Regions from separate parts of the Mus musculus genome. Here region 1 is linked to region 2. A link is a loop called in an ENCODE intact Hi-C map of the cell type or tissue named here. Cell type or tissue: gastrocnemius. All regions are shown on one strand. Each heading gives the region's core, and the rest is flanking DNA. Links, peaks and the distances in the headings are about the cores only.

Region 1 (12,934 bases), core at 1-8,000, 86 kb before region 2:
CAACCGTTCCAACGCTGTTCTATCTCTTGTCACTATGTCTACATATCAGGGAAACACTTGTGATATTTTCCATTCACATGTTCAATGATAAAACCCTGACCTGCCCAGTGATTTGGGTTATATTATTGACAAACCAACAATTCATTCTTTGTGCAAAAAATTTTTTTTAAAAATTAAAAAACCACTTAGAATTTCATCAACTATTCTTTCTTGACTAAGACGTGTCAGAGTGTCCATCTATTCATCACTTGTAAAAAGAAATCCTGCAGCCAGATGCAGAAAGCCTTGTTAATGCTGCACTGAGAGCAAAACCCTAATAAGCTCTCTAAATATTTACTATGAGTCTGAGTTACTACAGCAGTGACCAGTTCCACCCTTACTAAAATCCACTTGTATTCTCCAAACACACTTATTTTGGTTCTCTGACATACCAGCCAAGAAAATGACAAGACTGTATGCCATGGCACAAAGAGTACGCAGGACCTCGTTTTCAATTCTGGCCCTGCCACTTACTAGCTGATGCGATTTTACCTCCCTGTCCTCATTTCTTTAAATCTAGAATAGAGACAAGCAAATGTATAAACATAAATTTAAAAACAAGTGGGCGGGGGGCAGCTAAACAGGTCCAGGATTTTCTTTATGAGTAAACATTTATTTTAAAGGATTCTCACAGGGGGGAAACTGCATTCCTGCAACTCTGGAAGTGCATTTCCACTTCAAAAAGTGTGAGAGACTGGCACTTGCTCTAGTGGTGGAGAAGCTGGCTTATCTGGTGAGAGATAACTAGAAGAGTAACCAGTAAAGCTAGGAGTCTGACTGCGGGCAATTTTTAACCTTCCTAGATAATGAATGGATCTCCAAGGGCCAGGATTCATCCAGAGAGCCCTCCTTGGGGATTCTGAGAGGACCCAGAAGCCCCTTAACAGGAGAACTCTTCTCTAATCAATACGAGTAAATAAGAGCAAGTCTATTGTGAGATTGGCACCATGCCAGGCCCTATAAATACATAAGACCATTTAATCTGGAAGAAGACAAGTGTAAGTATTGGAATTTTACTGCTACAAGAATGGAGACTCAGTGAGCTCAGGTAGACTTTCAGGACCCCACAGCCAGAAAACACTACAGCAGAGCTTAAGTTCATGCCTGATTCCATCATCTTCTCTCTTTCCAGTCACTTTAAGACCTAGCCTTGCAATTATTGTGGCACCATAGAGGGGATTTTTAACCAAGGTTAAGCAGGAACCAGAGGCTACTATGAATGAGTCAAAGCTCCCAGAGGCAGACAGGACTGCCTCTTTGTGATATACTCACCAGAAGCTAAGGAGGGGCTCTCTTTGATAATCACTCGATTCTGTGAAGACTAAATGAGGGCCTTTCAAGATGACAGTAGTTGGTTAGTTGTATTTCAGTCACAAAGCGAGGCTACCTGATCAACCCTAAGGGATGATCTGACTAAGAGCCATCTCTGAACTCCACACCACCTTTCCCTTTGTCAAGACACTGCTCTGACTGCATGACAAAATCTATTTCCAGGTCTTCCTTTTCCACCAGACCACATTTTTAGGAGGGGGTGTCATGTCTCTGAGATCCCTGCACTGTACCTGGTACATAAATATGAAGCGTATAAGTAAGACTCCATGAAGACTCCACAAAATAACTTGAAAAAAATGCCACTAGTCTTGAATGATTATGACTTAAAATCCTAAAATTTTCAACCTGCCAACAGTGGCTCAGACATCTCTTTAACCTAAGATCTCCCAAGAAAACCTAAGGTGCTTAAGGTCTTTCAGCCTTCCAACGATTCAAATCATAGCAGGTAGTCTAATCCATTTCACTCTAAAAGAAGAAGCAGCACCCAACAGGAAAGATAAAGATGCTTCAAGTCTATTTGAAAGATAGAATGAGGTCCATGTGAGTGAACTGACTTCCTCTGGGTCAACAGCTGACCGAGAGGCTGTTGATACCCTTGTCTGTACATGTTGCTCTAATTCAACAAGCCGGAACTTTGCCATACAAAGGGGAGAGAGAGAAAATGCAAGGAAGAGAAAAAGAACCAGGAAGGGAGGAGCAGCTTCACCGCAGACTGTCGCGAACAGGGGACAGTGGGTGACAGATTCTATGGACTGGGTTAGCTCTCTGGGAACTCCTTACTCAGGGCTGGCTCTCTGTCCTTGAGTCATCCGGTTGCATCTAGGCCCTGGGAGCATAAGCAAAAGCAAACTGAATTCCTCTCAGTGCTGAGTAAAAACAGGAAGTCACAAGTGGCTTCACTCTGCTCTCAACTTGGGTCCCCAGCACTTGGGGTTCAGGATGTCCAAAGGGCATGGGAGGCAGCATGTATTGCAGGGTTAGGGGACTGGAACCCTTCCTAATTACTTCCTGGTGCAGGGAAGTCCTTTAGGAGACGGATCTGGGAGCACAGCAGGATGGGAGGCAGAGAGACCCATGTTTCAGCTCTGTGACTACCCTTCATTGATCAAATCTGAGAGCTGACTGTGTGCTCACATCAACAGGAGCCCATGGGAAACAGCTCACTTGCTCTGAGATTACTTACCTCAGATGCAAAGTGAGAGATGGGGGCTACCCTTCCCCTAGAACACTAGCTCCCCAGTGAGCTATCACAAGTGTTTGACATATCCAGAAGGATGCTACCAAACGGGATGCTACTGTCCCCTCCTCAAAGCTTGAGAGCAAGAAAGTGCATGGTAGCTTTATCCCACCCCTGCTTGTTCAGTATTCTCTCCTCACAGGAGCTAGGGGCCCACAGGAGGTGAATTCTGCCAGCCCCCAGCCTGGGCCCAGTGCCCATGTTTATGACTGTTTATTTCAGAGCAAGTAGAAAGAAGAAATTAGAGCCATAAAAGACAGGACAACAGACCAATAAAAACCAGCTCCCAGAAGAGTCAGGGGGAGGAAGAGGCAAAACTGTCACCATAGCAACACAAGACAGTCAGAAACAGGCAGGAAAAACAGCCCCTGGTCTGCCTCCTCTCTTCACACGAAGCCCTCACAACCAGTGTGTGAAATTTAGTCTGACTGGGAACAATCCTAACAGGCTGGTCTTCCCAAAGCTGAGGCCTGGCTAGGAGCCACCCTCCTCTTGCTGCTATGCACAGGTTCTCAAACTGCATGGTGCTAACCCAGCTTTCCCTGAGCCCTGGAGACTCAGCACTGTGCAGATAGCATGGGACAATCTGGAAGAGGTGATGATTGGTCAGAGTAGGGAAAGTTTCTAATAAGAAAACCACTAGGCTTCAGGGGAGCCCTATGAGCCTGGGGTTCTCTAAGAAGTAGGCAGGTAATCACCCGCATAGGAGGAGAAAGCATGCCCAGAAAAACTCAGAATGGTGGTTCTATCAGTACTGGACCCTTCCTCTTCCAGTAATGGCTGACAGGATTCTGGGGATCGTCACAGAGATGTAGGTTGGGGGCGAGGGTGAGAGCTTTAGCAGATTTAAATGGCAAATGCCCTAGACCTCGTCTCTGGGGACATAGGCCAAGAAGTTTAACAGCTTGGAAAAGGAATAGGGGACAGGCTGGCACATTTTTGTCAAAAGGTGTTCTTGCCAGTCTCTCAGCTGGCAAATAAGACAGGTGTGTCTACAAAAAAGCATGGCTGGCCTGAGACCAGTGCCTCGGGAAGTGGGTCAAATTGTTCCCGAAGCTCCAGCTTGGAAAAGTCTCCTCCTGCTGGACTCTAGTTAGGAGTTCTGGCATGAGGGGGAGTGAATACCGCGGAGGCGAGGAGGTCCTAGGCACAGCAGTTTGCCTGCTGGCTAAGCACCTCTGTGGCAGGTGGCAGCAAAAGGGTACAGGTGTGCAGGGGCCAGAACAGGCTTCATCCACGCTTGGGGCTACAGAAATATGGGGAGCAGAGGCATGGCCCTGGCAGGGGAACCCGGAGGAGGTAGATCGCGGGTCTCCTGAAGAATAGCTTTGGAGATGAAGGTTCGGGGGAGGGGCGGGGGGGTGGCGGTAGGGGTGGGAGTGGTTGAAGGGTGAAGGGACTCTTCTGGAAAAGAAATAAAATCAGGAGAGAGACCCGGAGAGAGGGAGCAATGGACGCACAGACCTCTGTGTTCGGGAACCAAGAAGAACAGTTCAAGACCGAGTCGTGAGCTAGCTGCCTCCCTCCCTCGCCCGGGGCTGCAGGGCGTCGCGAGCCGGACGAAGAGAGCCACAGTCGCCCCGCTCCACCAAATCCGGCGCCCGGGAGGCCCTTGTGCCTCCGCAGCGCCTTTCCCTGCCAGTCCCAGCCCGCGATCCCTGCCGCGCCCCAGCCGAGTCCGCACCACGCTCACCGGAGTCGCAGCCGCTGTCGCCGCCTCGTTCCTGCTCGGCCGCCCGCTCCGCTGCTGTGGATGCCTCTCCGGCGGCAGCCTCAGCCCGAGAGTCGACTTCCAGCCCCGCCCCGCCCCGCCCACGGCCCGCCCCACGGCCCGCCCGCCCCTCCCTGGCTTTGGAATCCCACCCTGCTGTCACCCGGAGGGCCGGTTCACTTCTAGCCAGGCTAGGCACTAGGATCTGCACCCAGGAGTTAGCACTGTACCTCCCAGCTAATGTTAATACTCTCTGCCTGGACCACTTGTCTTGCTATTCACTAGGAGGCCTAAATTCCTTCATTACCCACTTTTCCCCTCAGACAAACAAAATACAAACAAAACACCCCCAAAGACACACTCTCCATAGGCCACTGGCATACACTCACACTGATACTAGTGCTCCCCCTCCCTGGCCCCAGGTTACTTTGGATGGTGAACCTGCTTGCTCTCACACTTCCCTTGCCTGTCCTAGTAACACACGCCTAGCTTTAAAGGCCACCGTTATTGAATGTGATCCCAAAAAATGTCTTCCCAAATGATGCCTAGCCTATGAAATGCAACGGTCTTCTAAACAGTGAATTTAAAATTCTGCGAGGTAAGGAGAAAGTAGCTTACAGCTCTCATTGTCACAGATCATTGTTTTAAAACATCTGCCGAGGAGGTTTTGTACAGAAAGGGAGATTCCGGAAGCCCAGAGGACCGAGCTGTGCCAAACAGGTTGTGAGTCAGAGCCCCTGTATGTGTGTTTGCCTTGCAGATACCTAGGTTGGCTGCTCTTTTTCCCAGTCAGCCAACCAGAGAAGATCATTATACAATTTATACAGTATTAAACCTTCACAGTGTGTCAGGCCTTGTGCTGACAGCCATGGCTTCTTTGGGTAGTGAGTTTGTGGGTTGGGAACAGGAGGAAAAGCCTGGGGCTCCAACAGTGGAAGGTGCTTCAGGGAGAGCATTGCTCTATCCCCTTGCTTGAGGCCAGTATGAGTCCCCATGACAAATTTACTCCGCCTAAGTCTCCTGAGGCTCTTGATAGTCTGCGTTTCTGACAGGCTCCCAGGAACTGCTTAGCAGTAGAGTGTTTGGTTCAGTTTTGGCAAGAATTCAGACAGGATCTAGACAGGCACAGTCTAGTTAGAATAATATAGTCTCCTACATGGAAATGGTCCTTGGGTTGCATAAGTTTCTCAAGCTCCCTGCCCCCCACCTGTACTCATCTTATTTTTTGTCCATCTGAAGACAGTTTATTTTATGTTATTATGGCTCTATTAGAATTTTTCTTGCCATGACCTTAGCTTTGATTTGTTTGTCTGAAACACACAGACACAGATATACACAAGTAGACACATACACAGACATAGATACACACACACACATACACACACACATACACACACACATATACACACACACACACACATACACACACACACACATACACACACACACACATACACACACACACACACACACACACACACACACACACACACCTCCGTTGCACCTTTTCTCCTTTACTTATCCTGTCTGCCTTCAACTTTGGCCAGGCTTTGGGGAGGTCATGAATGAATCAGCCCCAGATAACAAATTGATACCTGGAATACTATATCATCTTGGAAGCTGAGCAGACCTTTCCATCTCTAGGAACACAGCTCATGTTGGTGAGTAGAGATTACTTGGTGTGTGCGAGTTCACTTTAGCACACTTGGAGGCGGCTTCTGTCTCAGTAATTGAGGGATACCTGGGTAGTATTGCTGAGTCCATTACGAAATAATAGGGCTTTCTAATTATCAGTGTGGAATTTAATAATTAAGTGTTTCTTAAGACACAATAATCAGATGAAATAGTCTTTCAACTTTATCAGTAATGCTAATGACAAGTTCAGAAGCTGTCATAATAAAGATTACAGTGAAATTAAACTGTCAATTAGGGGCAGGTGAGTTGAGACTTTGTTTTGGGTGGTATTCATTCACAGTATATACTGGTTCACATGAACTGAGCTTACTATCTAAATTCAACTAAATTCAAGAACATCCTTTTTGAGTGGTGGGTTTTTGTTTTGTTTTATTGTTGTTTTGATAGACTACATCAACTAAATTCCAGGAACTGTACCAAGGGATGGCTGAGGGCTTGTTCCAGGCCTTTGATATTCTGTCAGACCAGGCTATAACAAGGTGGAACAGGAAGGAGGATGGAATTAAAATGTTGCCGCATAGACCTGGAATAGAAGAAATTTACCATAAGACCAGAAGCTTCAGGGCGTCTTGTTAAATGCTGAGAGTCTTGTTAAATGCCCAGCCTCCAACAGGCAGCAAACAGGACAAGCAGAGTTCACATCGGGATGAGGGAGGTACTGCAGTATGCAGACCGTGCACACTGGAGCAGGGAGTGGAGACCCGGTGTGGGGTGAGCTGTACAGTGTCCCCACTAAGCCTCAAGTAAAAACAACAACAACAACAAACACCTGAAGATTCCTTAAGGATCCTTGGGACAAGCTGTGTGAACTCTAAAAAGATTATTCTGTCATTTGAAGCCATTGTCTACAAAATGGGACTTAGGAAGCCTGAGTTAGGAGATTGATGTGAGCACATATACCAACCGCTTTGGAACTATGAAAGAAGGGCTGGTGTAGAATGTCACTCTCTTGTGTGCTCTGAATTGCACTGTATGTCAAGAGCGTGCTAGGTTCAGATGCACTGGCAGGCGGTATCTTTCATAGATAGGGGCATGGTGGGGAGACTGAGGGACTCTGTATCCTGATCCGCTGTAGTACTCTCCGTCCTATGTGCTACAAGGGAACAATACTTTGCTGTCTCAGCTCACTGATCTCACCAGGAATTATGTTGTACTCCCCCCCCCCCCCCCGGCATCATTATAGTGACCTCCAGCAGTACTGAGTTTTCTTGCCAATGGCCGGCCAGGGTCCCTTTGTGTAACTAGGGGTTTCTACGGAAACATGGAGCAGGAGCATACTAGGTTTGATTATGAATATTGAGCCAATTTTCACAGCCGACATGCTGCATATTTCCTTAATACAAAAACTATAGCTTCAACTATGCAGAGAAACTTTGTAGTGATTGAAAGCTCCTGCCTGTGGCTTGGTTTATGACTAAAGTTCTCTGGCCTCATTGCTTTTCTAGACGCTCATTTGTCCGGTGTTTCCTAGTCAAATTTCTTCAAACTCAATCCTCCAATCCTTGAATGACCTGTCACCATCCAGATCATCCATGGAACATCTGTTTATAGTTTTAAAGGCTGGACTCAGAAGCAACCCCCCTGTTAGGACTTTTTCCAAAGCATTTCATTCATACCCCTACTTAGCTGTGCTTAGGAAATCAGATGATTAAATGGCCAGTTCTCCTTATTCACAGTAGCTGTGTTCTATCGAGTCATCACACTTGAGACTGTTGGATACAGACTGTGGACTATGGCTTCTAGGGGAGACATAGGATTTGGTGGCCATAAGTCTCTAGGTGCAGTTTCATCAACACCTAATAGTCACCAAACAGCCATGTTTCCTATTTAAGGACACCACACATAATATAAATGGTTGGTTCACTGGCAATGAACCCTGGCCAATAGCACTCTCCCTGGTCAGATCTCATGTGCCTATTTTCTCCTTGTTGAGCATCATAGCCCTCCTGGCTCTTGTTTTGGAGAAACTTTGTATCGTACTTGGCTCTGTGCTTTATGGCCACTTTAGAGAGTGAAATTGTCAACGAAAAGCACAGAAATGAGAACGGTACAACACAGGCTAACCCAGAAGAACTGAGAAGGCAGTGGCCATCATCTCATTCAGCCTCGATAGGAACATGTGGATTAAGGTGACTTAAGTATTTGGTTGAGGCAAAACAGTACAAACAAGCAGACAAAGTAAATAAAAACCTCAAAAGCACGAATAAGTATTAGTTTGGGGGACAGATATCAGATTTTAATATGTATTTATTTATTTCGTGCATGTGTGAATGTGTGGGGGCATGTGTGTGTGTGTATGTGAGAGAGAGAGAGACAGAGACACAGAGAGAGAGACACAGAGAGAGAGACAGAGAGAGAGAATATGTACAATATGTGTTCAGTGCCCACAGGGTTCAGAAGAGGGCAATGAATATCGCAGAGGTGGTGTTATAGGCAATTATAAGCTGCCTGATGTGGGAGCTAGAATCAAACCCAGGTTCTCTGTAAGAGTGTCAGATGCTCATAACTGCTGAGACATTTCTTCAGTCACTAAAAATAAGTTTGTTTGTTTGTTTTGTTTTGTTTTGTTTTGTTTTGTTTTGTTTTGTTTTTAAGTCAGAGGTTTCTCTGTGTAGTCCTGTCTGTCCTGGAACTCATTCTGTAGACCAGGCTGGCCTCAAACTCAGAGATCATCTGCCTCTGCCTCTCAAGTTCTGGGATTAGAGGCATGCTCCATGATCGTTTGGCTTTAAAAATACATTTTTTTTTAAAAAAAAGTTGATGATATTATTTATTTACAACCCCAATGTTGGTCCCCTTTCCAGTACCTCCTCACAGAGTTCTTCCTCTCTCCTCCTCCCCTTTGTCTCTGCCTCTGAGAGGGTGCCGTTCCCCCCACCCTCGGTATTTCCCTTCCTTAGGGCATCAAGTCTCTACAGGATTAGATGCATCTTCTTTGACTGAGTCCAGACAAGGCAAACCAACAGCATAAATTAATTTGGACCCCTGGGAGCTCCCAGAGACTAAGTCACCAAACCAAAGGCCATTCAAAGCCCCCTGCACTTATGTAAAAATAAGTTTCAACAACGTAATACATTCAAAACTATGGAGTTCTTAAATAATAAGCAACCTACATATGCCTGTCAACCAAATCATGGACTTTGAGAGGCCACGATTTATGCTTTATCAGTATTATAATTCCAAGCACCCCAAAGAATATCCAATACATAAAAAGGTAACATTCAGCAAATGGCAATGAAGTAAGTGGACAATTCATTGCAGTCTCACTACTTTCTTCTTTTAGATGTTTGCCAAAATGTATACACCTATGAATAAAGCTGTACAAAATATGTCTGATTGTTTCAGAGGGCTGTCCAAGACTCAGTTTGGTTTTACTAGATCTCTAAACTCTGAATATAAGGAGCACTCTGGAGTAAACCCCTCATCTGGCACACAGCCAGGCATATAGATGTAGGCGCCATCCACCCACACATCCATCCATCCACCCATCCATCCATCCATCTATCCATCCACCCATAAAAGAAAAGTGGGGTCAATAACTTAGGTGTTGTGTAAGCATAGTAAAGTGATTGTCAGTAACAGAGAAAATCATATAGCCCAAGAATTAAAAGGGAGAAGGATGGACCAGTATTAATAGAAAGTGAACACTTGTAAACCAGGAAGTCAGGAAAACTTTCGGTGCTTGACAGACTGAATTTGTGGGCAGATCTAGGCAGTCTTCTTTCTCCTTACAGCAATGGGGCATGAGCATTCTTCTCTCTTTCCATAGCCTTGTACCAAACCTGAGAAAGTGTTAATCGTAGCACTGGCCAGAAAGAGTTGTGTATGCAACTGACATTTAATGAGTGCCTATTTTATGATGAACAGAAATTGGAGCAAAAGAGAAAATATCCATGAAATGAATGAGTACCAGCACAGTGCCGGATGCTACTCAAGCTACCAAATTTGAACTCTTACTGTATTTCCAATCCTAAATCTATTTCTAGATAGAAATACTAGAAATAGTATTTCTCTACTATCTCTACTATCAAGGACTTCTCTCCTTTAAGTACAAATCCTCTCATAATTTTAATAGGTTAGTTGACCTCAATACTTGGCTAGCTAACTAAATCCAAAATTGCTGATTGTATCAATTTTGGTGCCTTTGACAAATGAGTCAGCCTCTTTAGGAGATCTAACCTTACCACCCCTGAAGCTTACATAATCTTCAAAATCACTACCAACAAAGTAATGACACACTAAGTAAACCTTGAGCAAAGGGTTGGAGCATTTTAAAGGCATACCCCCATCATCTGTGTGGCATCACAAACAGATAAGTAGGGGTCACTTATGACTGTACCCATTTTATAGTTCAGAAAATTAAGGCTTGGTATAACTTATTCAAGTCATCAATCTGAATCATAGTCATGAAAGACCAACAAAGGTTTCATGACTCACATTTGTGGACTAAAGCTTGAATCTATTGGATATCTACCTCTTCTTCCTCCCTGTCTTCCTCATCCTTCTTATCTTCCTCTGCTTCCTTCTCCTCCTCTTCCTCCTTCCTTCTCTCCCGTCTTATTTTACTCTTCTTCTCCATCTTACAAAGAGTTACTTTATTTCCCAAGAGACATATTAATGAACAGTGGATAGACTTTAGTTCAGACATAGGTCAAGATGTTTTCTCTGACTACCAAAAATTTTGCCACATGTAGGCATCTGGAAAACACAATCTGGGTTTGAAGATAGCATTAGGATTCTTACCACAGTCAATTAAGCTGACTTCATGGGGCTTCTTGTCAGGCAATATTTCTAACACAGAAGTGTGCCATGCTACATGTATATATGTACACATATATGACTGTATGTGACAATCACTATGTAAGCAGTCATTTGGACATTTTTCAAGTTCTAGTGTTTGTCTCTCTTAACTCTTTCACCATGTGAGGAATGCCTTAGATTATTGAATCTTACAGGGAACTCAATATAGTAACAATTTACATTTATCTTTTGTGTGTGTGTATCAATGTGTCTGTAGACAAAAAGGTTGATGTGTATTGTCTGCCTCTGTCAATCCCCACTTGATTTTGAGACAGGATCTCTCTCATGAACCCAGACCTCAAAAATTGGACTAGTCATCTTATTCTGGGTATTCCAGCTCTTAGTCCTCACTCTTGTGCAGTAAGCCTTATGCAAATGAGCCATCTCCACAGCCTCTATCTTCTGTTTTATCTTCCCATAACCTACCACAAGCCATGTATGAAAGACTTTTAGTGGCTTCTGAATGGTATTTCAATGATATTCTTTCTTTATTCAATTCACTGTCCACCTACAGGTCCAGAGATGCTCTTTAAGGAAGCATGGTGTGGCAGTTCCCTTACTGAAGCCTTTCAATGGCTACCCATCACATTAGGACAGAACTCATGATTGTCTGTACATGATTATTCTTCCCTCTAGTGTCTCCATAATCTTAAAAGAAAACTATTACATGGCACCTCTCTGCATTTGTACCTTGCAGCCTCCTCCCTTTGTAAAACATCTGCCTTTTCATATGAGATGTAACAAAGTCTTTCCTGAACTCCAATTCAATTCATAGCACACATCACAGAATTTTAATTTAGAAATCATACACATGCAAAATACAAACACACACACATGCACACACACCCCACATTTGCATTCCCAATGTTAGAAAGATAATGTATCCTTAATAAGCACCCATACAATTAATCTGTATTCCTCTATGTTAGGAGGATTTTGCTTTCAAATTATTTATGGGGATATGAAACAAATGCAAACCTGGAAGAGTAGCGCAGAACATTTTCTGTTTTTACCAGAAGAGAAATATTAGGATGCATTTTTGTGTATGCATCAAACAATACGCCCACAAATGTTGTGTGATCCTAAAATAAACATCCCATTAGTGATAATTCATCAAATCTAACAGAGACTGCTCTGCTTCTGATAGTGAATAGCTCCCTTTCTCGTATGCCAACACCTCTACGTTTTCTTTGTTTTAATTATATTGAGCATCTTTTTGTTCTTCTGGGACACTTGCCTGCCAGGCTGGGGCAGGCTATAAATAACAATCATCATCATTAGATGAAATATTACCCACATGGTCTATTTTTGGAGCTGATGACAAACCCACAAACAGGCCCACTATGACCCTGGCAGAGCAGCAGTGGTTTCTTGAGGCACTTCTTGGGCTCTTGCAAGTTTCACCTGTCTCATTAGTGTCATTCATGCGGTGTGGCTGCGAAGATGGCAGCTGCTTCCTCTGATCGACTCCATCAAACTGTGTCCCATCTGTTAATACGAGAAGAGATGGGAAGATTTTTAGAAAATCTGGTGATTTTCATATTTTTATACATAAATGCAAATTTCTGATTTGCATTTCTTTCTTACCCAGGTTCCAGTGCATTTATTTAATCTGTGTGCAGGGGGAGGGGAGGGAGGTCCTAGATGGAAAGGGGACCCTGCCTTTTATTATACGTATTTAAATATTTCACTATCTTTGAGAGTAGACACAGAATTGGAGGCAGCCTCATTTAATGTCTTCATTTGACACTTTGGAGCAACTGAGACCTGGAGAGGGAAGCTAGTTTCAAGACCTTGGGACAAGGAAACTACAGAACTGGAGCACAAACTATGCTGTTTTTGCTCTCCCAATGCTGAAGGGATATCTTCTCTCATTCTGGTGTGAAGGTTTACAGCTTGTGGCATATCTAGCATGCCAGTTTTCTATTGGCAAACTATCAAATTTCCTCCATAATTCCCTAAGAACTCACCAACTATGACACGGGCCTGAATTAAGGCATGTCTCCAGAATGGGATAAATATGCATGATGAATGCTCCACCAGTTCCAAACAGGCAGGGTGCCATAGGAAGAGGAAATCAGGTCTTAAAATCTAGATGTGGAACAGCTCGGCTCTGACCT
Region 2 (16,055 bases), core at 4,798-12,797:
TAGCCATTCTGACTGGTGTGAGGTGGAATCTCAGGGTTGTTTTGATCGGCATTTCCCTGATGATTAAGGATGCTGAACATTTTTTCAGGTGCTTCTCAGCCATTCGGTATTCCTCAGGTAAGAATTCTTTGTTTAGCTCTGAGCCCCATGTTTTAATGGGGTTGTTTGATTTTTCTGGAGTCCACCTTCTTGAGTTCTTTATATATATTGGATATTAGTCCCCTATCTGATTTAGGGTAGGTAAAGATCCTTTCCCAATCTGTTGGTGGCCTTTTCGTCTTATTGACTGTGTCTTTTGCCTTACAGAAGCTTTGCAATTTTATGAGGTCCCATTTGTCGATTCTTGATCTTACAGCACACGCCATTGCTGTTCTATTCAGGAATTTTCACCCTATGCCCATATCTTCGAGGCCTTTCCCCACTTTCTCCTCTATAAGTTTCATTGTCTCTGGTATTATGTGGAGTTCCTTAATCCACTTAGATTTGACCTTAGTACAAGGAGATAAGAATGGATCAATTCGAATTCTTCTACATGATCACCACCAGTTGTGCCAGCACCATTTATTGAAAATGCTGTCTTTTTTCCACTGGATGGTTTTATCTCCCTTGTCAAAGATCAAGTGACCAGAGGTGTGTGGGTTCATTTCTGGGTCTTCAATTCTATTCCATTGGTCTACTCATCTGTGGCTATACCAGTACCATGCAGTTTTTATAACAATTGCTCTGTAGTACAGCTTTGGGTCAGGCCTGGTGATTCCACCAGAGGTTCTTTTATCTTTAAGAAGAGTTTTTGCTATCCTAGGTTTTTTGTTATTCCAGATGAATCTGCCGATTGCCCTTTCTAATTCGTTGAAGAATTGAGTTGGAATTTTGATGGGGATTGCATTGAATCTGTAGATTGCTTTTGGCAAGATAGCCATTTTTACTATATTGATCCTGCCGATCCATGAGCATGGGGGATCTTTCCATCTTCTGAGATCTTCTTTAATTTCTTTCTTCAAAGACAAGAAGTTCTTGTCATACAGATCCTTCACTTCCTTAGTTAGAGTCACACCAAGGTATTTTATATTATTTGTGACTATTGAGAAGGGTGATGTTTCCCTAATTTCTTTCTCAGCCTGTTTATCCTTTGTGTACAGAAAGGCCATTGACTTGTTTGAGTTAATTTTATATCCAGATACTTCATTGAAGCTGTTTATCAGGTTTAGGAGTTCTCTGGTGGAATTTTTAGGGTCACGTATATATACTATCATATCATCTGCAAAAAGTGTTATTTTGACTTCTTCCTTTCCAATTTGTATCCCCTTGATCTCCTTTTGTTGTCTAATTGCTCTGGCTAGGACTTCAAGTACAATGTTGAATAGGTAGGGAGAAAGTGGGCAGCCTTGTCTAGTCCATGATTTTAGTGGGATTGCTTCAAGCTTCTCACCATTTACTTTGATGTTGGCTACTGGTTTGCTGTAGATTGCTTTTATCATGGTTAGATATGGCCCTCAAATTCCTGATCTTGTATGTTCATGGGCATCTCTTTCTTTAGGTATGGGAAGTTTTTTTTTTTCTATAATTTTGTTGAAGATATTTGCTGGCCCTTTAAGTTGAAAATCTTCATTCCCATCTACTCCTATTATCTGTAGGTTTGGTCTTCTCATTGTGTCCTGGATTTCCTGGATGTTTTTAGTTAGGGTCTTTTTGCATTTTGCATTTTCTTTGCTTGTTGTGCCCATGTTCTCTATGGAATCTTCTGCACCTGAGATTCTCTTTTCCATCTCTTGTATTCTGTTGCTGATGCTCACATCTGTGGTTCCAGATTTCTTTCCTAGTGTTTCTATCTCCAGTACCTTCCTTAGTGTGGGAAAAAAGTCCCGGAAAAGTGGATTAGGGAATCCTTCAGCATTGAAATGAGGAAAATAATAGTCAGAGAAGTTCAGGAATTTGTCTAAAACCGGAGTTTTAAGTAGCATGAGAAAAGCTAGTACACCCAGCTCTTCCTCTTGTTTACTTTTGAGATTGTGTTTTAACTACAACATTTCTCCATCTCCTTTCCTCCCTCCAAGCCCTCTCAAAGAAGGTCCAGAGCCAGAGGACCCTGAGCTGGAAGTGAATGATAACCTCTCTGAGGATTAACTTTCATGGTATCCCAAGGCATCATACAAACTACCAAAGGAGGAAGGTATCCATCAGTTCTACCCCGCTGTGACACTTATGACCCACATCAATGACCAGCATGGCATGGTAATTCTATCAGTGCAATAGAGTCCATGCATACCTTGGCGGAACCCAACTGCTCTTTAACTGGAGTTGAGACCCACTCAATTGCAGGAATACTATTCTTACTACAGGAAACCTAGCTAATTAATCAGTGCTACTGTACTCATTATTATTAGAAGAGAATCTATAACCACTAATTTTTTACACACAACCAGAATAATCCCTAGCAATAGTGTATAAATATTTGTTCTTATACGCATTGATTAGTGCAGTCCTTACCCCTCATCAAGAAACCTTCTTCTTTGCAGCAAATGGAGTTCATTACAGAGATTCACAGCCAATCAGTATGTAGAGTTGTGGTGCCCAGTCCTACACAGTTATTTTATGCACAGTTATTTTAGGATGGTGGAGCTGTGTAAAGATTCAGAAATTTAGTCACCCACAAATCCTGGACACAAGTTCTCACACTGAAAGAGGCATATTAGCACTGTCTCCCAACAGCTGCAGAGATGCATCCCAGGTGTGGCTCACCAGGTTGACATATCCAGTGGTACTTGTGTCACTTGGTGTACCGTGGGCTTCTTAAACTATATTCTGTCACTGTGAATTTCCCATGTGGGAACATGTATCTCTAGTTGTCTAAACTGACCCTGGAGAGACAGGTCTTGCCTGTACTCAGCTAGAAAGACATGCTCGAAGGTAAGGTGAAATGAGACATCTTGACAAGTGGTCCTGCCTCACTAATTGTCCCGCTCATTGGTATGAGCTGATGTCTTGACATAGCCAGGTTAGAAATTTCTCTATGTCCTTTGGACCTACTGATTTGATGGAGAACTATTTCCCCTGGTTTCCCAGACTGTTTACCAAGCAGCCTGTCTTCTAAAGGGGTTGATATCACTTGCAGTTTCCGGTATGGTACCTTCTGACCCTCCTTGTGTCTATGCATGAAGGACTGAGAGTTGAATGACATCCATAGTAGAGCCTGTTGGTACCTTACTCAGAAGCATTTCTAAGCGGCTAGTGATGAAGCAGTTAGTAAAGAGGTTTGGTCTTTGTGATTTCAGAGGTTCATGCCACGAGAAACAGTTCCTCGGGGCTATACATATTGGCTGCCAACTGCTTCATTCTTTTCTTTTTTTTTTCTGAAGAATAGCCCTTGACAATCCTTGGCCAACTTGTGCAAGGTGCCAACACTGACATGGGGTTACACAATGTTGCCCACAGTTCCAGTGGTAGTGCCAATGTTATGATTCAATTTGTTTTCCAGATTGCTCTTGGACTAGGCAGAAACATGTCCAGACAAGAACATGCACACCCTTGCCTAGTCCCTACCCCAAGAATGCCCCTCAAGAAACCACAGTTGCAGGAGCTCAGGTTCCTCCTCTGGAAAACCTAACTTAAAATAGCATCTTTCCTGATCTTCGGGGCTGCAGTGTGTTCCCGTTGATATTACAATAGGCTGCTATCCCTGACATTTGCCTTCAGCCTCCCTCACTTATGAAGCCCTGGCTGGTTTCCACTGTATCTCTCTAATCTTTTTGTGCATGGTTTTCTGCTCAGAATCCTTTTGTCCCTTCAAGGCATCCTCCCCTTCTCTGTTCTTTCTCTTTGCCCCGTCATCTTTCTTTCCCTGTCCTTTTCTTTCTATCCTCGCCATGGGCTTCAGGTCCCACCCTCTTGTCTTCATTTGTTTCTATCAGTCTTTCTTGTCATGTGTCCCTACCCAGCCTGCCTCTCTGGAACCACCTCATCCCTCTAGGGACATTCACACCACTGTGAAGACTGTCACCTGAGGACATCATGGTCTGCGAAAAGTGTCAAGCAGTCCTTCTGTCTCCCTATCAGTGCTCTCACCCTGAGCAGCTATTTAAAACACTCCTGACAATTCTCAAAGTTTCCACCCACCACTTCCCACTCACTCCAGGCAAGATAACCAAAATCTCTTACTTCAAAGAGAAAGCAGGTGGTACCAGGTTCCATTCTTCTCAGCTTGCTGCCTTCACACTTCCTAACATAGCACTTACTCTACCACTATCTGGGCAGAACTGCTCTCTACAACAGAAGCAATCTTCCTGTGCCATGTGTCCCAGCCCTAGACAATCCCATTCCCTCACCCTCATGCTTTGTCAAAGTCTTGCTCCTGCAGTGTGGTGCCATTGAGTCCCTCCTCTTCCTGGATCATCCCCTGAAGTTCACATGGCTTCTATCTTTCATCACCTCTGAAAATGGCACCCTTCTCCTTTTTTTTCTTTCACAATTAGACTTGTCCTGACACCTGTGTCTGATTCTCAGCTCTCACCTGAGACAATGTCTCTAAAGGTCCCCCAAAATCTGCCACAAGTGTCTTGTAGCTGCTTTTCAAGGCTTCTCCCACTGGCTGTTTGGTGGCCTTTGTCAACATAACCCATTCCTTGTCTCTTGAACTTGAACTTGGATACTTTCTCTTTCTCAGTGTGAACCATCCTCTTTACCCACCCCACCCCATTAGTCTCAAGCCATTTGTGCATTTATTTATTTATATTTATTTATCTATTTAAAATTTTGTTCATTTTAATGAGCTCTTCTTTACTCTCTTCCACCTCTTGCTACCACCCCCCACCCCCAGCCCACTGGTTCAGCAACCTTACTAAAGATGTTTGAAACTCCAATATTTACAGTGCACCCATGACTTTAGGTCCAACTACCTACCGGATATTTGTCTGTAGTAATTTCACAATCACCTCCATCCTGGCATTGCAAATACACAGGACTCTTGATAGTTTAGTAAGGATAATTTTTCTTTCTTCTTCTTCTGAAACTTTTGACCTTGGCTGGTGCTATAGACTCAGTGATGCATCCTTTAATATTCATGTATCAGAACCTGAATATGTGACCTTATTTGGTAAAAGGATCTTTACAGTTGTAATTACGTTGACAGCCCCTACAGGAGATAGTCCTGAATTACCATGGGCTTAGAGTCCAGCAATAAGGGTTCTCCCTCAGGCGAGGAGAGAAGGGAAGGAGGCCATAGAAAATGGAGGCAGAGATCAGGGTGATGCGACTGTCAGGCAGGAAACACCAATGGTTATCAGCTGCTCATTGTTGTCTCTAGAACTGGGAGAAAACAAGTTTATGGTGCTTTGATGCGCCGTTTTATTTAGCAATATAACTTTGCTTTGAAAGCTGGAGGAAGTGAATAGAGTGTATGTGCTGTCCCCATCCACTGTCAGGAGACTGCACTTTCCTGACCTTCTTCCATCAGCACTGCATTTTCTGTCGACTCTATACATCGTTCTCATTTTCATCTGCATCTTTCTAGCTCCACTGTCTTGATTCCTTCTTTAGCACATAGTCGTTCTCCATCATGCCATGAGCTCCTGGAGTTAGCAGTCCTGGTGACCAGTGTTGAGCTGAACAATGTATTTCTTCATGAAGGGTCTGGTTTCTGTTTCCCACTGTAGTTGCCTGGTTTCTGTTTTTAAACTGGAGATAATAACTGTGGCGACAAAAGTTGTTAAAAGGTTTAAGTGGCTGAGGTACATAACGCTTCCGTGTCTCCTTTGGATTTCTGTAGGAACCAGCATCCAATCTCTTTCCCTCTGGCTCACCCTAGTGCATGACCCATATTTTAGCCGGAGTAGCTTCTAAGAACAAAGAGCCCCCATGCCCCTCCTGCCAGCACCACGTGCATTGCTTTCATAAGTGGACAGGAGCCTGCACTGTGCTTTTCTCAGCCACCGCTGCACCCGCTGCTTCTTCTGCCTGCAGTATCCTACTCAGTGTCTCTCATCAGCCTTCAGCACTCTCCCTGCCTCATCACTCCACTGGCATCTGACTCCCTGAGCAGTCCCAGTGTTTCCGTCCCTTTGTCCTTTATCTCTCTGCAGGATGGTGTTTGTTCATCAGCATATAACACCACCTCCTGATTTATGGGCGTGAAGTGATTGTTGGTTATCTGAGATGCATCTTCTCTCCTCAACTGAAGATCCAGACCAAATCAGTGAGTGATATAGTCTTGGTGGAACCAGAATAGTACATCGGAGTACAGAGGTCCATCTTTTTAAACCCTCTCATTTGTCACAGATGCATGAGGACTGGGGAACCAGAAACCAGACCTGAACCTAGGACCATCCAAGTAATGGGCTGAAGTTTATATAGCTGTTTGACTATGAAGTCAGGACTATAAGCCGACAGTCTTGCCTCCCATTCTATGACATATACAATAGTTTCCAAACTGCACCCTATATCTGGGTTTTCGAGAATAATAGTCTCATTTTTTGGTCATTCAGTTTGGGGAGAATTTTCTTGGTGGTGTGTACCCCACAAACACCCTTGGCATCTTGCAAAGAGCAGAGCCAGTCCCTCTTTGTCCTTCTGCAAGTTGTCTATGTAGTTACCTGTATTGGATATGAATAGAGAGGCAGCTAGCACAGCCTAGTTCTTCAGTGTAAGTTCTGTGTTCCCTCCCTGTAGGACTCTCTGCTGAGAAGCAGCTGGGGCTTGTGCCCTGATTTTTGCAAAGTACTCAGAGAACAGATGCATCCAGCAGATGTAGGCCCTGGGACTTGGAGGGAGCCTTTCTCACATGTTCAGCACTTGGCTGCCCTCCTTGCTTCTGAGTTACCTCTGATGAGGGGCAGTGGGAGCATGGAGGAGGGCCATCTACACTCCGTGGAGACGTGATATAAACACTAAGTAAAAACAACTGTGAAAGTAAGTCAGTCCCATGACCCTCCCTGCTCCACTGTCATGTATTTTATTTCCTGCCATTTGATTCTGGCTTCGTCCCCTCTGTGCATTTATGATGCTTCACTGAGGTCAGTGACTCCTGAGAAGCGGAAAATGACACTGTATACAGCTAGGGTTCGGACAGTTCTGAGGCATATTAAACTTGGGATTTTCAAACAATTTCATCAGAAAATATCAGTGAACAAAGAGGAGAGATGACAAGATCTTTGAATGTCCTTGTCTGTTAGCTGGAGAGAACACAGGCTAATTTACACATGCATTGCATCCTGAGGGTCACTCTTCCATGGCATTATCAGAAGGATGCTTTGACCAAGAAAGGGGATTGGCTTTTCCTTGGCTGACGTTGCTGGTAAGCAATGCTTCTCAGGCTTCTTCTGGTTCTGTGGCCACAGCCCTCGGTCAGGCATCTTCAAGCCGTCGTAGAACAGCAACCTGTAAGTTTGGCTTAGGCCCTCCCCTAAGCAGCTTCAAACCACCCATCTCTTTATCACCCATCTCTGTACCACCACCACAAGATTGGCTCTGCAATTCTCCTACTTAGAGCACCATGACAACTGTCCATCACTCAGGTAATGTGGGACCACCTTCCAGTACCACACAGGGATTCTCTGCTGGCCATTCAGCACCTCCCTGTCTCTGCGCCAGGTGTCCCTTCTCTTAACACCAAAGTCCCAGTTATATGGAAATTCTCCCCTTCCTGAGCTTCCGGCTTTTTCTAATGGCCAGATGCCTTTGTTCTCTACATCCTTGTTCTGTTCTGTTCTCAGCTCCTGTGTCACCCCCCTTAAGCTGCAAACTCTGGGACAAAAGGCCAATAGTGCTTATTTAACATATCAAAGCGACCCCACAGCCAGATTCTTCTCCCAGCATCCCTCAGTCCCTACCTGTTACAGGGTATCCTTGCATACTCTGCCCTACAGTCTGAATTTTCCAGGGGCTGGGCTGCCCTTCCCCCAGAGGCTCTTCTCTGAATAATCCAGCCATTTTGGTTCTTGCCCCTTTCATTCCTTAGGCCTCCTGGCTGCTGAACCATTTCCCCCTCACTATCCTTTTCCTTCCCCTCCCCCACTCCTCACAAGGCTCAGAGTCATTACCTCTGTGGACTTGCCCAGATGTGTCTACCTCTGGCTTTGCTCTCCCTTTTATCTACAATAACCTTTCTCCTCCACCATTCCAAGGAGGGGGTCAAATTCTTTCCTTTTATTTCTTTTTCCTCCACTCATGCAGCTACAGGAGCCTGACCAATCTGAGCCCCCAGCAGAATTAGAGTATACTGCCCTCCTCTTGGTGGGCCATTTGTCCTCCCTCTATCATCTGACCGTACCTATGAGTCACCTCTGTCTGCCTGTTAATCGGGTGGTAACCGGAAATGGGACCACTCTGTCTCCTGAAGGCCTGGCCAGATGAAGAATTCATTGCAATTTGATGAATCTGTGAGAGACAGACCCAGGTTCTGAAGAGATGGCCTCCCGACTTTGTCTCTCTAGCCCTGTCTGCCTTCAGCTCCTGTAGAAACAGCTGCAGGGCTCACAGGCCAAACCCCATGGGTCAGAGAAACAACTGTCTTGTGAGTGTGTGTTTCCCCTCAAAACAAAGATTGCAACATCCTCCTGGCCTGGAGTTCACAGCTGTGGGAGGAGGTTGCACTGGGTAGTGCAGGGTCAAGGAGGCAGAGGTGGGGGTGTGGGGGACCGTTAGGTCTGAATAAGTACCGAGGTAGAGCTTAGCCCCACCCCCACCAAGCCGGGTGGTGCAAACACTGTGAAGAGCCCGGTTTTCCTTAGCTTCCTCCCCACGTTTTACTTTTCTCTGATATTTGATTATGTGTGAATTCCTTCTCATCCCCTGGGAGCTAGCACCCTACCGCCTTTGCAAAATATCTGAGTTACATTTTTGCAGATCGTCAAGCTTCAAGGGCATTCAAACGACCTTCTAGAGGACTGCAGTGTCTTGGTAAGTGATGCCCCCTGGTGGCCAAATGGAGTAGTTGCAATTCGCAGGGACCATGAAGTAAGAACCCTGGCTTTGTAATGGCCATGAGGCTCTGTTCAGCAGATGTCCCACTGTCCCTGAAGGATTGGCTGAAGGGCAACAGGGTTGTGTGTGTGTGTGTGTGTGTGTGTGTGGTATCAGGCCTTTAAGGATGCTGAAAGTTTACCTTCTATAATCTGAGTGCTAAAGAGTTGTTTAGAGACCCACCCACTTATTTCTCAGATGAAGCCAATTCCAGGGAGGGGAGAGGGAATTTCTCAGTCTGTATGACAAGTTGAAGAGGCAGAACAGGCATGTTGGTTACTGATTTGAAATTCTTTCCTTCTAGCATCTTGGGACACCTGCCATGAAGTCCTTCCTATGTTTGCTTTCTTTCAGAGGAAGAGAAGACCAGCATCTTCCCTCTAAATCTCCCTCGGTTGGGCTCCATCTCAGTCCTACTTGCTACAGGAAGTCTTCTACAAATAATCAGAGGACACATCCAAAGCTCTCCTGGAGCTGGTCCAAAAGTTAGACGGTAGAATTTGAACTGTGAACACATTGCATAGAAACAACCTCACAGGGCTTGACAGTCTAATGAAAAGTAATAGTCAGAGAGACAGAGAGGCACAGGTCGAAGGACAATTGAGGCACTATTGTGTATTTTGAAGAAAATAAGTAGGGCAATTTGGTAGAGGACAAGTTTAAGTGAGGCCCATGAGCATGGTCAAGGAGGATTGCACTAAAGCAGGGAGAACATTCAGGGAAGGTAGAGGAGAGGTGTGTAGAGGCTGTAGGTCTGGGGTGAGATTGGCAGGTCCCATCGTGGAGAAGACTCAAGAGGTGATAGACTAGTGGCCAGGAAGAGCACACCAGGGCAAGAGCAAGGAAGCCAGGCCAGAGGCACAATCTGATTTATAACTCACGTGAATCCCAGGCTATGGCACTGCCAGTCTCCACTTTCACACCAGCTCGTCTCCTCCAGAAAGTCCTTCACCACCCTACCAAGTTGGAGTCACTTCTCTGAGCCCTGGTGTTAACATCTCTGTGTCTCTATCATTGGGGCTATCCATGACACACCAGCTGTGGCTATGTCTTTTGACTACCCAGCATAGTAAGCTCCACATTCAGAGAGACAGAGACAATGGACCCAAATCTAGAACATTCTGCCAGAGGCAATGTGTCCCTATGCCACCGCTTCTTGGTGTGTAAGGTGAGACTAGAAATGCACATTGCATAGCTTTTTAAATAATTAAGTAATAAGTATAAAACGTTGTCACAACAATGGCAGGCACTATGTCACCTCTCGTTAAGGAGGAGATGTCCTTTCTGGGTATGTTCCCAGGCTAGCTCCAATGAGATCCATCCTAGCGTCTATGGTGGCAGTTGCATGCTTTGGTAGTTGCATAGGGAGACTTTGGAGGGAACACATTTAGTCAGACTGAAGAAGAAAACTGAAGGTGGCATAGGTTGATGGAATTCTGAATTATTGAATAAAGTTAATTTATTTAATTATTCCCTTTGGCAATATACACTAGACAAAACAGCTTGGGTTTTTTGTTTGTTTGCTTGCTTGCTTTTTTGAGATAGGGCTTCTCTGTGTAGCCTTGACTATTCTGGAATTCTCTGTAGATCAGGTTAGCTTCAAACTCACAGCGATCCACCTGCCTCTGCCTTCCAAGTGCTGGCCTTAAAGGTGTGCAGCACCACAGCCAGGCTGACATACTGTTCTCGTGCAGCTGTTCTTGGGCATGGGTTGTCTATTTACAAAAGGCACCAGACCAGAGGTTCTTCCTCCCTTAATCCTCAGTGAGGATGGTCTTTGTTTCATTGGCAGCCTTCTTCAAACACACGTGGCTCACATGGGAAGGACGAAGCTGGACATTCTGGTCTCATTCTGTACTTGCCCCATCTTCCTTCAATGTTCTCCATTCACTTACAATGATTCACTAATTGTATCATTGTAATACTTGATGTTATATTTATTAACTTATTCTTTTCTCCATCGTATCTAGTTTACGTCGCCCTACTGCTCTTGGAAAGAGGGCCTGCGCTGGAGTGTGGCCAACCTACCAGGCGCCACATCATTAAAGAAAATCGAGTCTCCCTCTTTCCTCAGCTACCAATATCTCCTCTGCCAGGGGTGGGATTCCATGCAGATATCCTGTCCTCCATACTGAGATTCCATTTAGACTGAGCTTAGGCAGGTCTCTTGCATGCTGTCACAATTGCTGTGAGTTTGAGATGTCTACTGTACCCTGCTGTGTCTGGGAAACACATTCTTCGATGTCATCCTCCATCCTTCTTACCGGCTTCTATGAATAACTCTATGATCTTGGAATACGCCTTTAACTAACCTTTGTTTGGTACCCACGGCATGTCAAATTTGAACTAGGTATGTTATGCATATATTAGCAAAATTTCAAAATGAGAGTTATTATTGTAAGTGAATTCATAGGAAGTGTAGAGAGAGTTTAACTAAAGCCCTAAGGGGTCCATACCTTACTGTTATTCTTTGTTTCTTAAATATTCCTAAAGGAAAATTTATGGGTTAAAGGCCTGGTCCTCAGCTGAGTGCTCATATACGGCCACAAAAACTTTAGATGTGTAGTCATTAGCTCACTGGAAGCTTCCCCTCAAAGGGAATCATAAGACTGATGTCTTTTCCTTTCTCGTTCCTTTTTTTTATCTTAAACTTCCCATCCCTGAGAGAAGCAGTCTCCTCTAAGATCCTCCCCGACTCCAACCGTAGTGTGCTATCCTATCTGTTACATACCCAAAAGCATTGGGCAAACTGACAATTGACTACCTGCTAATGCTAGGTGCTAACACAACCTTTTTACTTTATAAGTTGATTCATCACAGATATTTATAACAGTGCCAGAAAGCTGTCTTACACGCTCTGCAAAAGCTACGCTGCTAAAGAGGCTCTAGATCCAGGCTTCCAAACTTACAAATTTGCTCCTGATTCTTTGTCAGTTTTAGGTATAACCAGTAGAGACTCTTGCTCAATATGCAATGACAGAAGGGAGTCATTGTTGTAACCCACTGGTTCCAGTGTATGGCACTCTTCTCCTAGACATCCCCCTCATGCCCACAATGAGCTGTGTCCCTGTTGTGTACACAGCAATTTCTTTCTGGTAAATTACTTCCCGTGGGTGTCATCATCTGAATTGCCCAGGGTTAAGCCAAGAGAAGACAGCACAGATTTGATGCTTGTGTGAATGTGCCAGGAGCTGAGGCAGACGGGTCTAGGTTCCTGTAAATGGGGCATGGGAGAATAGATAGTGAGGGATGACCTCATCCTAGAGCAGTGAGGCAGGTGGAGAAACCAGTGCTTGTAGGGGCATATGGGGATATGCCATACATTTAGCAAGAAGATTGAAGAGGCTTACAAGCATCATGTCTAACCTTCCAGATAGCAGTGTCTGCCTCACCCATACATTCCATTTCCCCTGTGAGTGCCTCTCACTGACAAACTGAAGTGCTCAGAGATCCGAGGTTCATGGTAACCTGGCTTGGAAAAAAAAAGAAGATTGAGTGGAATTGATGAGAAATTTCCAATGACTTTTCTACAAACATTTAGGAAATGCTACTGTCATCTTACAGGGAGAGACAGTCACTAACAGATTGTCTAAGTAGCAAGACTTGGATCTTTCTAGGTGTGTTTGTTTTGATTTCAGTCCGTAGGCACCATGTGTGGGTCGCAGCTGGCCTTGTGCAAAGTGTGTTTATTGCCCTAAATGATCATGCTGGTGACTGAAATTCTGCCATCTACCCTGCCTGTCTTGTGAACCTGGCACCTGACTTTCTGCAGTGAGTCTCATATCCCACGCATGCAGATGTGACTTTCAAGCTCTAAGTGGAAACGTGATAAGAATGGGAGTAGCAGTGTTTCTTTGGGTCCTGTCCCTGTAATGCAAACACCACCCATCATTACACTCTCAATGGCTAAGGCCATAGCAACAGGATCTTAGCTTTCATGATAGCAAAAAGTCTGGACATCAGTGGTCCCTTCCCATTTCAAACCAGTTGGGGTAAGCACCCAGAATGGAAGTGACATTTGAAAACGAAATTGTTTTAGAGAAAGACTGAAAAAAAATGTGGTTTTGTGGTTTGTCAAGCTCCACTCCTAACCATGTTCAAATTAATGCTATTTATACTTTTGCAACTTATGAATCACCCTCTTTCAAAATCCCAGTTATGAGTGCTGAGGCACATTTATGTAGGGAGGCGGAAGGGATGTTAGTTAGGAACATAGGCCTGGCCCTCAAAAATTGGCTTTGAACCCTAGTTCTCATGACTAGATTTGTGACTGTACCCATCTTAAACTTAGGTTTGCTACCCCCTCCTATCAGATGAAGATAAAGGTTACTGGCACTGTTTAAAAGACATCTGTCCTCAGATTACAGAATTATTTTGGTATTATTATTATCTCAGAGAATAGTTGAAACCTCATTAAGACAGAAAAACATATACAAGACCCAAGAAAGAAACATTATATGTGAGGCGTAGGTACAAGTCAGTTCCTGAAATGCAATCCCATATTGAGATATATAAAGAAACTAAGACAAGCCAGGCACAAAGGACATCAGCCCTTAGTGTAAGCCACCAGTGAGGTTGCCAGCAAAACAACTCTTATCTCAATGATAAATGACCCGCAGAGTCTAAGTGAGTGGTTTTCAGCCTTCCTAAGACTTCCACCCTTTAACACAGTTTCTCAAGGTGTGCTGACCCCCAAACATAACATTATTTTGTTGCTACTTCATCACTGTAATTTTGCTATTGTCATGAATTGCAATGTAAATATCTGATATGTGTGGCATCTGGTATAGAACACTATTGAAAGGGTCACCTGACCCCTAAGGGGTTGTGACCTACAATTGAGAAATGCTGCAAAGGAAAGCCTGTTTTCACAAGATAGTGGCTGCATAGCTAAGGTTTGAAGTGATGTGATACTGATGTTCTACCTTCAGAGTGCAACCGAAGGCTGCTCTTTCTCCTCTAGGCCATTCCTCTGGTCCAGCTACGATGTCCTTGTACCTGGGTTGTTTCTGCAAGCATCTTAATTGGTCTCCTGTATTCACACTTGCCTCATTGTGGATTCTTCTTCTCTTAAGGTGTGAGCAAAACTAACTCCAGGGGCTTCTCTCAATCTTTGCTATTTTTCCTCTTTCCCCGACCTCTGGAAAATAAGTGGATGTCAGGGTTTCTAGGGAGCACAAACATCTTCTTTCTTCTAACTCCTTTCTTTCTTCTTCTCCTTTTGTACTTTTACTTTTATTCAAATCCCAAATAACAGGCGTGTTCCCTTGGTATAGCAAATAGGTGTGCCCACGCACAGCTGCAAGCATACTGTAGACTCATGATTCTTGTTAAAAGTATTCTCTAAAACACTTCATTCATAGACTTTTTATTTTATTTCAAGGATTTGCTCTGAGTAGAGATCTTTGGCAGGTTTGTTGGAAAAATTCCACAACTGGGGAAATCACAAGTGGTCACATAGCATTTTCAAACTAGACTTAAAGAAAAGATCTTTCTATGTTTAGTCTTAAAAAAGTGAATTATAGAAGATGGCTTCTTACTTCCTGTTAGGAAGAGGCACCAAATAAATTTTATCTGTGACCTGTTATTTCCCAGGTCAGCTCTGCCATAATTCTTTCTGTCCAGTGGTTTAGTGAGAACTTCGTAAATGGAATTTTACCAAGGCCATGTTTGTTATCCTGTAACGGAGCTCCCTTACTGAGAGAGTTTCAATCATATATTATTTTGCTTATGAGTTTTACCTAGGCAGCCACTCAGGACCCAGGAACATTCAGTCAGATACTCTGAAGAACTGTCACTAAAGCTCTGTCACCCAGAGGGGAGCAGCTGTCTGCCCTCAGGCCCAGAAGGAGAGGCCATTATCCTGTGACATACAGTCCCTTCTGAGTAAAGTCAATCTGAAGTGACTGACTTTGCCCTAAATATCCTGAGGGGTCTTTTGGGTGACTGTGGTATTCTGGAAGCTCTCAGACTATGGATATCTTCTTCTAACTTAGATTACCTAATCATGGAGAGGGAAAATAATTCTTTTCGGAGTAACTGGTAAAATCCCCATACTTCAGCAAACGGCCTCAAGTCCATACACATATAAGCAGCACTACTGAACTTAGTGAGTTATGGGGGGCAGAGGAAGTGGAAATGGGGCACCATATGATCATATCTTATTGTATGCATGTGGAATGCTCGCTAGTAATTAAAAGGTTTTAAATAAAATAAAGTATCCAAAAATCATAGAAGTATAGAATAGAACAGTGATTCTAAAATGACAGAAGCTAGAAGTGGGGACTAGTTTTTTTGTTGTTGTTGTTTTTGTTCTTTTTTTATTCAAAAGACACAAAACATTAGGTGATGGAAATGGATAATAACACATCTCAAAATAGAATATGGTTTCTAATAAATATATCTAACATTTGTCAACTTAACAGGCATTTAACACAATTAAAAAGTAATATGCACCTGAGATTCTGGGAAGCTAGGCCCTACTTTGAAAATCCCAGGTTAGAAGATCTGCAGGGAGGCTCCAGGAAGCATAGGTTCACAAGCATTCTAAGTGGCTATGGGATAGGATGTCTGAGGACCACATTTTAAGAAAAAAAAAAATTGTAAAAGAGTTCAAGAGCAGAAGACAATCTCCCTTAAGGTCATTCCAACCAGAAGATACATAGAGAAGGAAGAGGGCTGCTGTAGGAGTCCGTGATTTCAAACCTTCCCAGCAGGATTCGAGAAGGTAGGCAAGGGCAGAAGGCAAAAGCTGTCTGCTGATCCCCATCAGACAAAAAAAAAAAAAAAAAAAGAAAGAAAGAAAGAAAGAAAGAAAGAAAGAAAGAAAGAAAGAAGAAAGTAAACCTAGGTGCTTTGCCCTCCATGGTCTTGGATACCACAAGACTTTCTGTGTTCTTCTTTCCTCCATTTCCCTCCCTTTCTTCCACTTTCCTTCTCCTTTTTCTCCCATTTGTTGTCCTTTCTTCTTTTCTCCTTCCTACTCACTTCTTTTTGATGACTCCCCTTCCTTCCTTTGAGCAAACACTTCCTAAGCACCAGCTTGGGGGTGGGGTGGGGTGGGGTGGGGAGGACGGCACCTTGTCTATAAGAAGTTCTTGAAG

Evidence for each region. Peaks named below come from ENCODE experiments on the same cell type or tissue, not always from the same donor. Only the 100,000 strongest peaks of a DNase experiment are listed, where the experiment ranks them.
Region 1: it touches region 2 in a loop (2.5-fold over the local background); 13 of 42 quality-filtered maps call a loop at or near these places.

The regions. Positions count from the first base shown.
Region 1 is chr12:12,253,606-12,266,539 of GRCm38, reverse strand. It overlaps Cyria (CYFIP related Rac1 interactor A), which reads right to left and starts at 4,363. Exons shown (of 12, transcript NM_001146119.2): 1 at 4,302-4,363. It overlaps Gm40838 (a long non-coding RNA gene), which reads right to left. Exons shown (of 3, transcript XR_872478.1): 3 at 12,241-12,302. In gastrocnemius, for the core only: a CTCF peak has its summit at 3,671; DNase peaks (open chromatin) are centred at 2,824, 3,056, 3,701 and 4,326; H3K4me3 peaks cover 3,834 bases; H3K27ac peaks cover 3,653 bases.
Region 2 is chr12:12,169,287-12,185,341 of GRCm38, reverse strand. No RefSeq gene overlaps it. Among named protein-coding and RNA genes, the nearest start is that of Gm34348, 30 kb to the right of the region's middle. RefSeq lists an enhancer at 5,424-6,246. In gastrocnemius, for the core only: a CTCF peak has its summit at 8,898 (motif pointing left); DNase peaks (open chromatin) are centred at 5,888, 6,737, 8,684 and 8,864; H3K4me3 peaks cover 607 bases; H3K27ac peaks cover 2,669 bases.